Linked DNA regions of Mus musculus: region 2 is linked to region 1. Evidence: chromatin contacts called from ENCODE Hi-C or POLR2A ChIA-PET data. All regions are on one chromosome and are shown on one strand. The core of a region is the stretch at or near the end of the contact, and the rest is flanking DNA. Distances in the headings are between cores, read along the strand shown.

The links. Hi-C counts contacts between places; a loop is a spot of excess contacts on that map. ChIA-PET counts read pairs that join two places held with the same protein, here RNA polymerase II (POLR2A).
Region 2: a loop to region 1 is called in a map of heart, with 2.5 times the contacts of the local background. The contact joins the promoter of Pip4k2a here to the enhancer-like site in region 1. A Hi-C loop is called at or near these places in 8 of 37 maps with a recorded cell type or tissue (T-helper 2 cell, gastrocnemius, heart and 2 more). POLR2A ChIA-PET finds 5 or more read pairs at or near these places in 1 of 5 experiments (Patski).

What each region holds. Positions count from the first base shown.
Region 1 is chr2:18,935,052-18,940,678 of GRCm38, reverse strand. The region is part of intron 1 of Pip4k2a (phosphatidylinositol-5-phosphate 4-kinase, type II, alpha); the gene reads left to right. Among named protein-coding and RNA genes, the nearest start is that of Gm33534, 59 kb to the right of the region's middle. Within about 2 kb of position 2,263, at least 1 of the 3 ENCODE cell types and tissues checked has a DNase peak (open chromatin) inside an H3K27ac peak, as active enhancers do; it is heart, where a contact is called at or near this core.
Region 2 is chr2:18,995,215-19,000,841 of GRCm38, reverse strand. It overlaps Pip4k2a (phosphatidylinositol-5-phosphate 4-kinase, type II, alpha), which reads left to right and starts at 2,721. Exons shown (of 10, transcript NM_008845.4): 1 at 2,721-2,990. The coding sequence starts at 2,847. 4930426L09Rik (RIKEN cDNA 4930426L09 gene) reads right to left here and starts at 2,523. Exons shown (of 1, transcript NR_024323.1): 1 at 1,038-2,523.

The sequences.
Region 1 (5,627 bases), core at 1,014-3,513:
ACTATTTCCCAGTTCTCTGGGCTGCACACAAGTTTACCGGTCAGGAAGAGGGACTTTTTCCATGCTTAGTGTTAGTTAGTACACATTGACTGTTATAACAGTAATTATTATCATCAACTTAGGAAACGATATGCTTAGTGATTTTTTTTTTTAAATCACAGATAGTTAAACCTTCCAATATCGCTAATTTCTTAGAGTTACGGCAGCCACGTCATCACAAAGACATTGCTTCCCAGAAGTAGTTATCCCCTGGGATATCACAGTTACTGCATGGGATAGATAAGAATTGTCACGTGTAGCTTATAAACTCATGGATGCTAATTACTGCTTGTTAAGCACACATTTAAGCCCTGTGTCTCTGTGAGCTCAGTTATACAAGTCAGAGTCTATGGAGGAAAACTGACTTGACCCTCAGGCCCCCACATCTGTATGCATGCACACACACACACACATGCTCACACACATGAACAGTACATACGTAATGAACTACAGAGCATGCAAGACGTTTTTTGAGATCAGTACTGTGTAGATATACAAATGAAATGGTACTTAAATGAGAGAGAGGATGACTGAGACCAGAAACTCCTTAATCACCTCACTAACACTGAGGTGAGATCTGTCTTGTTTATAGACTGCTGCTGTGGTAAGTTCCGATGTTCCATGGGGAGGTGTGTAGGGCTGATCCTGTCTCCATTTTGTAATTGAGGAAACTGGGGCAGAAAAAGAACAGTATTCCAGTAAGGCATTTACAGCTGCCTGTAAATTCCCATGAGAGGTTGGAAATCGGAAAGTGCCATTTGTGCTGGAGGAATAGCCTAGAGAGGTTTGGGGCATCTTTAAAGCCAGGCGTGGTGGTCCACATCTGCGGGCCCCATGAGAGAATCAAAAGTTAGAGACTGCCTGAGCTACATGGTGAGACCTGGTCTCAACAAAACAAAAAGTGAGAAAGTAAACTTTAAACAAGAAAGAAACTTTTTTTTTGAGTGGGAAAAACACAGCCCAATGAGAAAGAGTCTTGCAGGCATTTATAGACCCATCTGATAAAGGAATACTGGAAAATATTAAATTATTCATAAGTTGCCTGATAACTAGTAAATAAATGCATGACGGAACATTTAGAATTTGGCACAGCCTTTGAGAAAAGCTATTAAACAAATGTATTGTGCGAGAACAAAAGGCTTTAGTGAAATTTTTACTCGGATAAATTGGATGACAGACAGCTAAACTCCCAACTAAAGCTACAAATGAACGTATCACAGTGATCTAATTAGTGAGTTATCTTATAGGGCCAGTTGACTTTAAAAATTATATTTTGAGGGAGCGAAGAGGCCTGGTTCTTGGAGGTGAGACGCTGCTGAGTGGGGCTTGCTTGCTGCCCCTGGGCAGATGGCATGTCCTCGGCCACACTCTGATCCCCACAGATAACCCTTCGGATTGCTTGCCTGCTGTTTGAAGACCGTGTTGCAATCTTTAGCCTTTATTGGGCAAATTGATCTCTTAAAGACATTGTGGTCTGGCAGGGCCACTTCTTGTTCATTAGGTCTGAAGTGTGTTTTAAATAGCTACATTCAATTAGACTCGCCACCTGAGAGCACGAGAAGAAAATGTGCCTCTTGCAGACCACAGGAGCAGGGGGAGGCTTTGTGTTGGATTGTGGTTAATCTGCCGTCTGCACTTCCTGGACAGAAACTGCTTAAGTAAAGAGCACGTGTTGGGGTTTCTTCCATAAAAATCAAAGTTCTGTGTGAAGTAACAGGGCAGTCACATATTCATGACTAAATTTTTCATTCTGAGTGGAAATCCTGGGAGAAGATAATGCTTATTATCTAGAGCCTGTGGTTAAATATTTTCAAAGACGCTTATAAAAATTGGGATAGGAGGAATAAGAGAAAGAAGCTGCCCCATGGGGTGGGGACACCTCTCTTTGGTGGGATCTTTGAGAAGGCTATAATAACCTAAGGCTCAGGTAATACCCGGGCTAAAAGTACACGCAGAGCGAGCGCCCACACCATAGAGGGTTAAGGAATTCACCGTCTCTCCTACATTTTTAACTGTTAAGGTTTTTTGTTCTTTAAGTATTCTCTATGCTTCATGTCAATTGTTACACATTTAAATTTTTTTTTTCTTAACTTGTGTATCATAAAATGGAATCTTTTTGAGGAGAAGGGAAACAAATACTAGATAACCCCCTGGATCATGTGATGTGACTGTGGAGAGGGGCCAACAGGAAGAGCAGGCCTGGCCACAGTTTTCCAGGAAGGCTTTGAGGATGAAGGGAATCCGATCTCAGCAGTCCTGAGGGTGTGCAGTCTCCCAGGGGGATTGTGGAGGGCTGTGGGTTAGGGGCCTTCAGGAGGAAAGCTGTGCCTTCAATGGCTTCCTTGGAATTTTTATTTTCTGTGTGTTTTTCCTAGAACATCACTCTTCTTTCCACATGTGGTAATTGTTGTCCCTTCCTTAGCCCTCTGCCCCAGGCCTGATGCTGGATCTTCCTGCGGCATCCTGGCAGTGCTGTTGAGAGAACTCCAAAGGGTCCTCATGGTCCCACATGAGTTCATGTTTTCATGGGGTCACTTACGGATTGCTTCATGCTCTTTCTATGGACCAGATGAGCAGAAAATCTCCACCATCCCCTGTGTCTGCTAGGGGTGTGTCTCTTAGTACCTGAGACAAAAGTGAGGAATGTGGTGGTGGGAGGAAGAGTTCTGGGCCAGCTGTCACCCAGCCATCTGATCTTCCTGTTGAATGTGGGCTACAGTAGCAGTTACAGTGGCAACATTGGTTTTCCCCTGCACAGGGTCTAGAGCAGATGCGTCTCCCACAGGGTGTACAGCAGGAGGCTGCCTGTCACTACCTCCTACTGCCTCCCTTGCCTTTCATTTTCTTATCTGTGTGTGTGCTTCCACTCCATCCCTGCTGCTTCTCATAAAATAATGACGTGTTTACTTTAAGACAGAGCAGGAAATACACATTGCCATTTAGATATGAAATTATCTGGAAAGACTTAGAATCTTATTGTCCTGCCCCCTGCTGTGCTGCTGAAGTCCCCTGTGGCCTCTTCCTTACTGCGTTCTCCTGCTCTCCCTTCTCTGCTCCCATGAGATAATTAATAATAATAATAATAATAAAATATTTATATAACAAAACAATATATGTACTGCTGTCACAGAAGGCATTATATTTCGTACTCTGCTAACAGCTTTTCTTAGCTTCTTATTTGACAATCTTTGGAATGTCTATAATAAATGCCTGGTTTATTTTTCTGTGGAAAAATGTCCCTTGGTCATCCAGGGCTGGCCAACATGCTGCTTTTCTCTGCTGATTCCTTCCTGTGACAAGAGTCAGGCTTTCCCCAGATGAAAGGTGGTGATCTCAACCCATTCACCTCAGGAATGACCTAGCTAGGCCTCACTACGTCTCTTCAGTAAGTGGTTAAAACTGGGTCAGACCTGGCTGTACTACACTACACAGAGTTCCATCCCACCCCTGTTCCTGAGACACACTGCCTGAACCACATGGGGAAAGGACAGCACCTGCCACTTCTAGTGTGACACAGGTATTAAAGCTCTTATTGAGGAGCAGAGAACATTCCAGAACTGAGGGTGGTCTTGGTTTTGTGCCATTCAAACCAGTTGGCTTCCTGTCTCTCAGGAAGGTTGTCTGTGAGACAAAGTGTGTGGACTAGAATCTACCACCTTTGAGAAGACAATGACCTGAGGAGACACAGAATGCTGAAGGAGGCACTGGGGTTGTCCGTACACTGTTTTCATGAGATGGAAGAGGAAGGAGACCTTCCACTTTTGGAAGAAGTGTCCAAAATCTTGATAGAATGTAGACAGAAGTCACAGCCTCCCCTCTGTCCTTTTGGTTTGTTTCTGGCCACATTTGGGGACTAGGGCTGAGAGACAACTCACCAGGCCAGAGGTGGGTCCTAGCCTTCCTTTGCTGGGCAAAGCACACTGTTCCTTCTCAAGCCAACCACGCCGGCTCCAGGGCGCCCCTCCTGGCTTCTGTGTACCTCCAGGCTCCCCAGTTTGCCTGGGTTGGTAAAGTTTTACTACTACAGCAGATGGGCCTATCGTTTCAAGACATTTTCTACTTGTGACTCGAAGCAAAGTTTATGTTGTTATCTTCTACATGTATATCCCAGAAAAATGAATCCCAAGCCCTGGTACGCAAGCGAGGCTCTGTGGGGTTTGCTGTGGGATTTGGAGTCCCAAAGCATATCTGGAAATTAACAGAAGCTGGTGTTTTCCTTCTGCAGTTAGGGGAAGTTACTAACACACACACACGCGCGCACACACACACACTCACACACACGCACACACAGGCACACACACACACACACACAATTGACTACTAGGTTGATTGGTTTAGTGCCTTTTTTCCATTTATAAAACATTGATGGTTTGATAGCAGTAGTCTGGTCTACCTCTTCCCTCCGCTCCCATTTCTTTTGATTCAGGGTCTCACTATGTAGCCCTGTCTAACAGAACTCTAGAGCTCACTAAGAAAGGCCAGCTTCATTCTTGCTGGTTTATGGTCCTAGTTTAGGACATCTTCCAGGCTACCTAAGGGGTGAGGCACTAGGCTTCTTCTATGAACTAAACAAGGGTCTTTGCTTATCTCTTTTCCTGAGATAGAGTCATGAACAAACCTTCTCTGTCAAAAGACAGTTAATGTTTTAGTCAGAACTCCTACTTGGTCTTATCAGTCGAATACCTCTGTGTGGATTGCTTGAATATAGCCAGAGATAACATGGAAACAGCTGTCTAAAGGTTGCCAGCCACAGGACTAGGCTGTGTATAGTTGGGTAGGGACAAAGTGATGGCCTGAGACTTGAGGTAGGGAACCTCAAGCTCTGGGCTCCCAGCCCTTGTTCTGGACCTGTCCTAATGAGGTGTCTGCTTTGGCAGAAGAAAGTATTTCCATTCCTTCACCCCCAGGTGGGGGAAGTCAGTATGACACTTAGTAAAAGAGGCAGATAACCACAGGGCTAGCAGTGACCGCAAGAAGAGACAGACCTGAGATGGGATAAGAGACACTGAAGTCATGTGAAGGAAAACTTGGGCAGTGATAGTTATAAAAACATAAGACTAGCTAGAAAAATATGAGGGTTATTAGAGTTGTAATGAATAAAACCAGTTTCCTTCTGTGAGCCGGTCCATAGACTATCCATTGGTCTAGTCACATTCTAGGTACTTCTACGGAATTGCTCTCTTCTAATTATTATTTTTGAGACATGGATTCCATGTAGCTCAGGCTGGCCTCAAACTCAACCACTGCCCCCGCCCTATCTTTCTGAGATGACAGACATATGCCATCCACAGAGAAGCAGATCTCTTGAAGGCAGTTATAAATGCATGTCACTACACACTTAGAGTTTCTCAAGTCACACATGGTCAGATTGTTTCACACTACTTTAGTAACAGTGTGTGCTTATGTTTCGAGTGATGAGGTTTGGTTTTGTTTTGCTTTTGCCAGCTTCTATACCTTTTACTAGTATAGTTTTATTTACTTAGATTTTATGCACCAGATGTTAAATGTCCTCAAAACAAAGATGCAGTGGCCCTAGACTGAGGGATAGAAACCTAAGAGCACTACAGCAGGTGAGTGTCTCTGCAGGC
Region 2 (5,627 bases), core at 1,472-3,971, 60 kb before region 1:
ATGAGATCCTATTTCAAATAAAGGAAAGTCACAAATACAACCAAGATAAAATTAAACCAAGAAAGCTGATGATTTCTCCCCGCCTTAGAGAATCCTACGCAGAATTTTCAACTGAAATATTTTTATCAGAAGTGTGGTATATTTAAAGAAAATCAAATCATATGTAGTAATGCACACCTTTAACCCCACCACTCAGAAGGCAGAAGCACATGGACCTGTGACTTCAAGGCTAGCCTCCTCTCCATATAGGGACTTTCAGGCTCTGCAGGGGTGGGGTGGGTGGGGAATCAGAGCATCTACTCCCCCACAGAGTCATTTCTGGTTGGATGCCCGAGTCATTGTAAAACCTTTAACATTGTCGTTTTGATGAAGAGCTTCAAACTGCTTTATGAGAGTGTGCCGAGTTGGTTATAGTAAGAGAAGAAATAAAGTAACAGCTGCAGGAAGCAAAAACAACTCAGCGCCAGGAGCCTTTCAACATCATACATTTTCCTGTTAGTAGTTGTCCTTTGAATAATTCCTTGCTTAGAGAAGGACCTCAGCCTCAGAACCAACAGCAAAAGAGTTCGAAGGCAAATAGATGTGACTCCCTTGACTGTGGAAGCAGCTTGCGAAGTCAATGAGTCAGGATTCAGCAGGATGTTATCAATGTTTCTGATTATACCTTTGTTTTCCCATCCTTGTTTCTGCCCCTCCCAGGAGAGATGGTGACCTCTGGTGCATCTGTGCCCAGGTTTCTCTTTGAAGGGTTGCCTAACAATGCCCAGAGGTGTCCATTTCCTGTTCTTGTAGGCTCACCCAGCTCTTTGCTGTCATTGAATTCAGTTTTTCAGCAAGCCCATTGTCTTGCATTATTAATATACAATTAAGTACATTACAGCTATTGTGAACAAATAAAGAGATACAGAGGCATTGAAGTGGAAGGATTCATTTCAACCAGGAGGAAAGGGTAATTGTTTTCAAGGACAAGGGCTGGTACAGGTTTCTGTGGAGGGGTGATGAAGAGCAATAATCAATGATGATGTGAAGCTCTTGAGTCTGGGTCAATGAGAATTTATTAAATAAATGAACTCCCAACTGGTTAACAACAATATGAATGCTTATTTCCAACACAGGAAGAGAAATGAAACAACTTGTAGGCTGTGTAGGGTGCTGAATTTGGTTGTAGATTCTTGTGAAAGGATGCCTGTGGGCAAGCTATGAAAATTGGTTTAGATAGACTCTTTTCTGAGGTCAGGCGACAGTTTATGAGTTATCAGTAAGATAAAGACTGTACAGCCCCACAGCCCCTCCACCGCCCCCAGACAGGGTTTCATGGATACCTGGCTTGGCTTGAACATACCTACCTACCTGAGGATTATATTGAATTTCTGATCCTCTAGCCTTGCCTCCTGAGGGCCAGGATTACAGGTCTGCAACATTGTGTACTTTTATCTACTGCTGGTTTTGAGTGTAACAAACAATCTATAGCATAGTCCCTAAAGTGACCTTTGTGTCAGGCTATACCTAGTCACACAAATAACATCAGTCTCTGGTTAAATGATTTGGTCAACTAGTGGAACTGTGGGTCAAGTTTATGACTTCTCAGCATTAATTTAGGCTGGTTTTGTTATTATCTTCACCCCCTTTAGCCATTAACAATGGTGATGCTTGGTACCAGAAGAAGCAAGGAATCATTGCGGCGGCGGGGCGGGGGGGGGGGGGGATAGTATTAACAAGTTAGAATGACCAAGGGGATTTTGGGGGCAACCGTGCTGAAAGGTCAAATGAAGAAAAGGAAGGTCCGCACAGGATCTGCTCCCTTTTTGTTCCAGGCGTTACTCTTTGTCTTCTTGAAAGATCTAAGGACTGTAGACTTGCAACAACAAATGCCAGCGTAAGGACGACTAATTTCAGTGTGGGGTGGTAGTGGTGAAAGGCTAAACATTTTCAAATCAGAAGGTGCATGTCCAGAATAAGAGAAGGAAGGGGTGGCCTGCAAAATGATGGGTTCCAAGCAAACGGTCCAGACTGGGGCATGGCTGTCTTGACTAAAGCAGGGGTTTCAGTGAAGAATCCCAGAGTAGGTTGGGAATGACATTCTAGTATCCGATAGCATGGGAAGGCCCAACCAGGATACAAAAGGTTAGGAAGTTCAAGGCGGGGACTCCCTGGCAGACAGTTGACAAAGAGGAGCCAAGGTCCTTTCCCTAGATGCTGGGGAAGCCCGGGGCCCCGAAGAAGCGCTCTGGGTCCCACGAACTCGCCAGCCCTTGGCACGGGAAGCGGAGGTTCCCGGACATTCCTGGCTGCCCCATGCATCTGGGGGCTCCCTCCTCGGAGCTCCCTTGGCTCCGTATCCTTTCCTTGCTCCTCCCCAGGAGCGAGAAAGGCATGCTCACGCGAGTCTCCACACTCCGCAGCAGCCTCCCCAGACGGATCGCGGCCGCCAGGAGAGTGCTCGTCTTAGCACCGGTGGCGGAGCGCACAGAACAGCTTAACGGTCCGGCATCCGCATCCGCACCCGCCCCGCCCGTCGGCGCCGCTGCCCCGCCCGCCTCTGCGTCATGACGCTAGCGCCCAACGCGGAAGCCGCCCGCCGCCTGGACCAGCCGAGGGCTGTGCGCCGAGCCGCGACGGGCGGGAGCCGGCGGGGGCGCGAGGCGAGCGCAGCTGCAGCCTAAGCGGCCGAGCGCGCGGAGCGGGCGGAGCGAGCGCCCAGGACTGAGCGCGGGCGGAGCGGGGCTGGAGCAGGCGCGCAGCGGCGGCCGCCCCGGGGGATGCAGCTGCCTCCCCGGGCTGGCGTGTAGGGAGGGCGGGTCCCCGGCCTCGGCGGCGCGGCGGTGGAGGGGACCGAGACTGCGACCATGGCGACCCCTGGCAACCTGGGGTCCTCCGTCCTGGCGAGCAAGACCAAGACGAAGAAGAAGCACTTCGTGGCTCAGAAAGTGAAGCTGTTCCGGGCCAGCGACCCGCTGCTCAGCGTGCTCATGTGGGGGGTCAACCATTCGGTAAGGCTCCTCTGCGGCGCGCTCCTCTTGCTCCTCGGGCTCAGCCTCCCGGCTCTGCTCCTCCTGCTGCAGCGGTGGCAGGGCGGGGACCTCTAGCCGGCTAGCTCGGTCGGTCCCGGGCCCTCTGGCCACTCGCCTCTTGGGGTACCCCTAACCCCACGACAAGCGTCCATCTCCTGGGTTTCTCCGGCGGCGCTTGCGCTCCCTTTGGAACCCAGGGAGGGTGCAGGATGAGAAGCATTCTCTGTTCTGTGCTTCTGAGCCTCTCCGCGGCTGTCCTGTCCCGCATTCGTCCTCCCGCCGGTCGGTGCTCGCTGTCCGCGAAGTGGGAAGTTTGTGCGGGGACCGACTCTGTCTCAGCTATCAGTCCTGGCGGGGAACCGCTCAGGGCCCAGTCCGAGCGATCGCTCCACTTGTCTGGGACCGATGGGCCCTCCTGCCCTGAGCGGGTGGGCAGGTGAACCTGTCCCTGTCAGGAAGAGTCCGGAGCTTCTCGGAGATAGGACTGGAGTGAATCAGAAGATTTTGGGCGGCAGCTTGAGAGCTTAGCTTTCTTTTTTCCTTTAAAGGCAGTATTGTCAGACTCTAGGAGAATTTTTTTGGGGGGGTGGGGGGTGGGGGTGGGGAAGACGGGCAAAGGAAAAAAAAAAGCAACGTAAATATGGCCCTGGTGCTGAGCGTCTTCTCTTCATCCCTTCCCGCATCGCCCAGCTGCTGTGCCCTTTCCAGACCTCCTGGCGGGGAGTCTTCCTCCCTCCCCCTTGCTTCCTCCCCTCCTTGGGGAGCCAGGCAGAAGTCACAGACTTCTGCAGAAGGATGGCCTTGGTGGTGATAGTCGGAGGGGGTCCCGGCGGTCGCGAGTTCGAGGTGGTCTAGAGTTAATTACATCCATTTTGGAGGTTGTTTAAAAGACTGTCGGGGTGCGCGTTGGGGAGGGTTAGTCTAGCGCACAGCTAGGGATGTAAGGAGGTGCGCGGCTGCAGACTCTGCGGACTGCGGTGTGGGGGGCTGAAACAGCGTCCTGCTGATCTGACAGCGAGAAAACTCCTGCAGCTTTAATCTTCTTAGATGGGCTCAGGAAACGTGATAGGCGCTGTTGGCTGAGCCTTGAAAGTTTCAATGAGCTTGTGAATTTTGACCATGACCTTACCTACTGCAGTCAGCCAGCTTCAGAGAGAGAGCTTGAGCCTGCTGCTCTGCTTTTGTTTTCAGTGGATGCCCAGGTGTCCCTTTCAGCATAATGTAAGTGACAGAAAGCCAGCGTGGTTTTTGCACTCTTAAATTAACAGAGTTGTTTAAAATGGCTCAGTATCTTTTATTTATAGTTTTCCTCCCAAGCAGAGCTGGAGAAAGGTGAAGCAATATGAAGATGATTGTGTTTATCTGGAACGTTTTAAAGAGTTGAGAAATCTATTACTTTACTGCTGGGTCTACTGGGGTTCATTTTACTGACATCTTTAGCTGTTAGGAATGTCAACTGTTAAAACAGCAGACAACAATGCACCCCCCCCCCCCCGTTTTATTTCAGAAAGCAAAGTTACAGTTTTCCATTGCCATAAGTCTCTAATTTAGTTATGTTTGGTTTTGTAAAGTTCTTTTTGTTATTTACCTTACTATTAGCAACTTCCTAATTATTGCAACTGGGCACGCACGGTTAATGCAGGTTGGGCGTGGACCCATGTTTACGGCCCCTTTAAATCTCCTTTTGGAATTCTGGTGTTTTGGTTAGGAGTCTATGTTTAAGTAGTGGCAACAAAATGCTGCTGGGGGTGGGAGTGGTGGGAAGAGTGACTGAGAATGTCTGGAAAAAGTTGCCATTGGGCACTTCACTGTAACATTTGGGTTGCTACCTTGTGTTTATTTTTGAGTTGCTACATTTGTTTTCCAGTTACTCTACTTGGAAAATACCGACTGAAAGATGGTGGGAACACCGAGTGTTACTTACTGTTGCTTTTAAGAAGTTACTAATTCTAAGCTTATACACTGCTAGCATAGTGTATCATTTAAGCATGTAATTAATTCAACACAAACATGCAGAGCCTGCCACAGTGGGAAGGTTGCTAAAATGTCTCTCCCTGTTGTCCATGTGCCTTTATTTTGAGGAATGTGAGTTGACATAAGGCAGTTGTTTTTCTTCATTTTTCTAACAATGTACTTTAAAAAAATAATACCTCCCTCACCATGCTTGGAAGTCATGTATTTCTGGTTGGTTTTATTTTAGGAAATGATTATTGGTACCCAGAAGATGTTTTACTATGCTTTTTTTGTGCACCAAAGTTTATAGAATAATATTAAAGAAAGTAAATCCACATTATCAATAATGAGCGTGTATGTAAATGGGGGACATTTGAGAAAGGATGGTAGAGAGGCAGATGATTCAAATCAGAGCCTTTCCCCTGTAATTCTAATGTAACTAGGATTAGCAAGGAGAATCTTACCATGGGTATAACAATTTTTTGCTTTTAAAATTCCATCAGACTCTTTATTGGACATTTAAAGCAACCATAAATTTGGAGCACTGAAAGGAAACCATACATTTTTTATCATGTGAGCGTCTCGTGGTGAAGTCTGTGCTTGAATTTTTAACTGAGACTTGGCATAGGAGCCAGTTTTGGGGATCAGTGTTTGTAGCTGGGA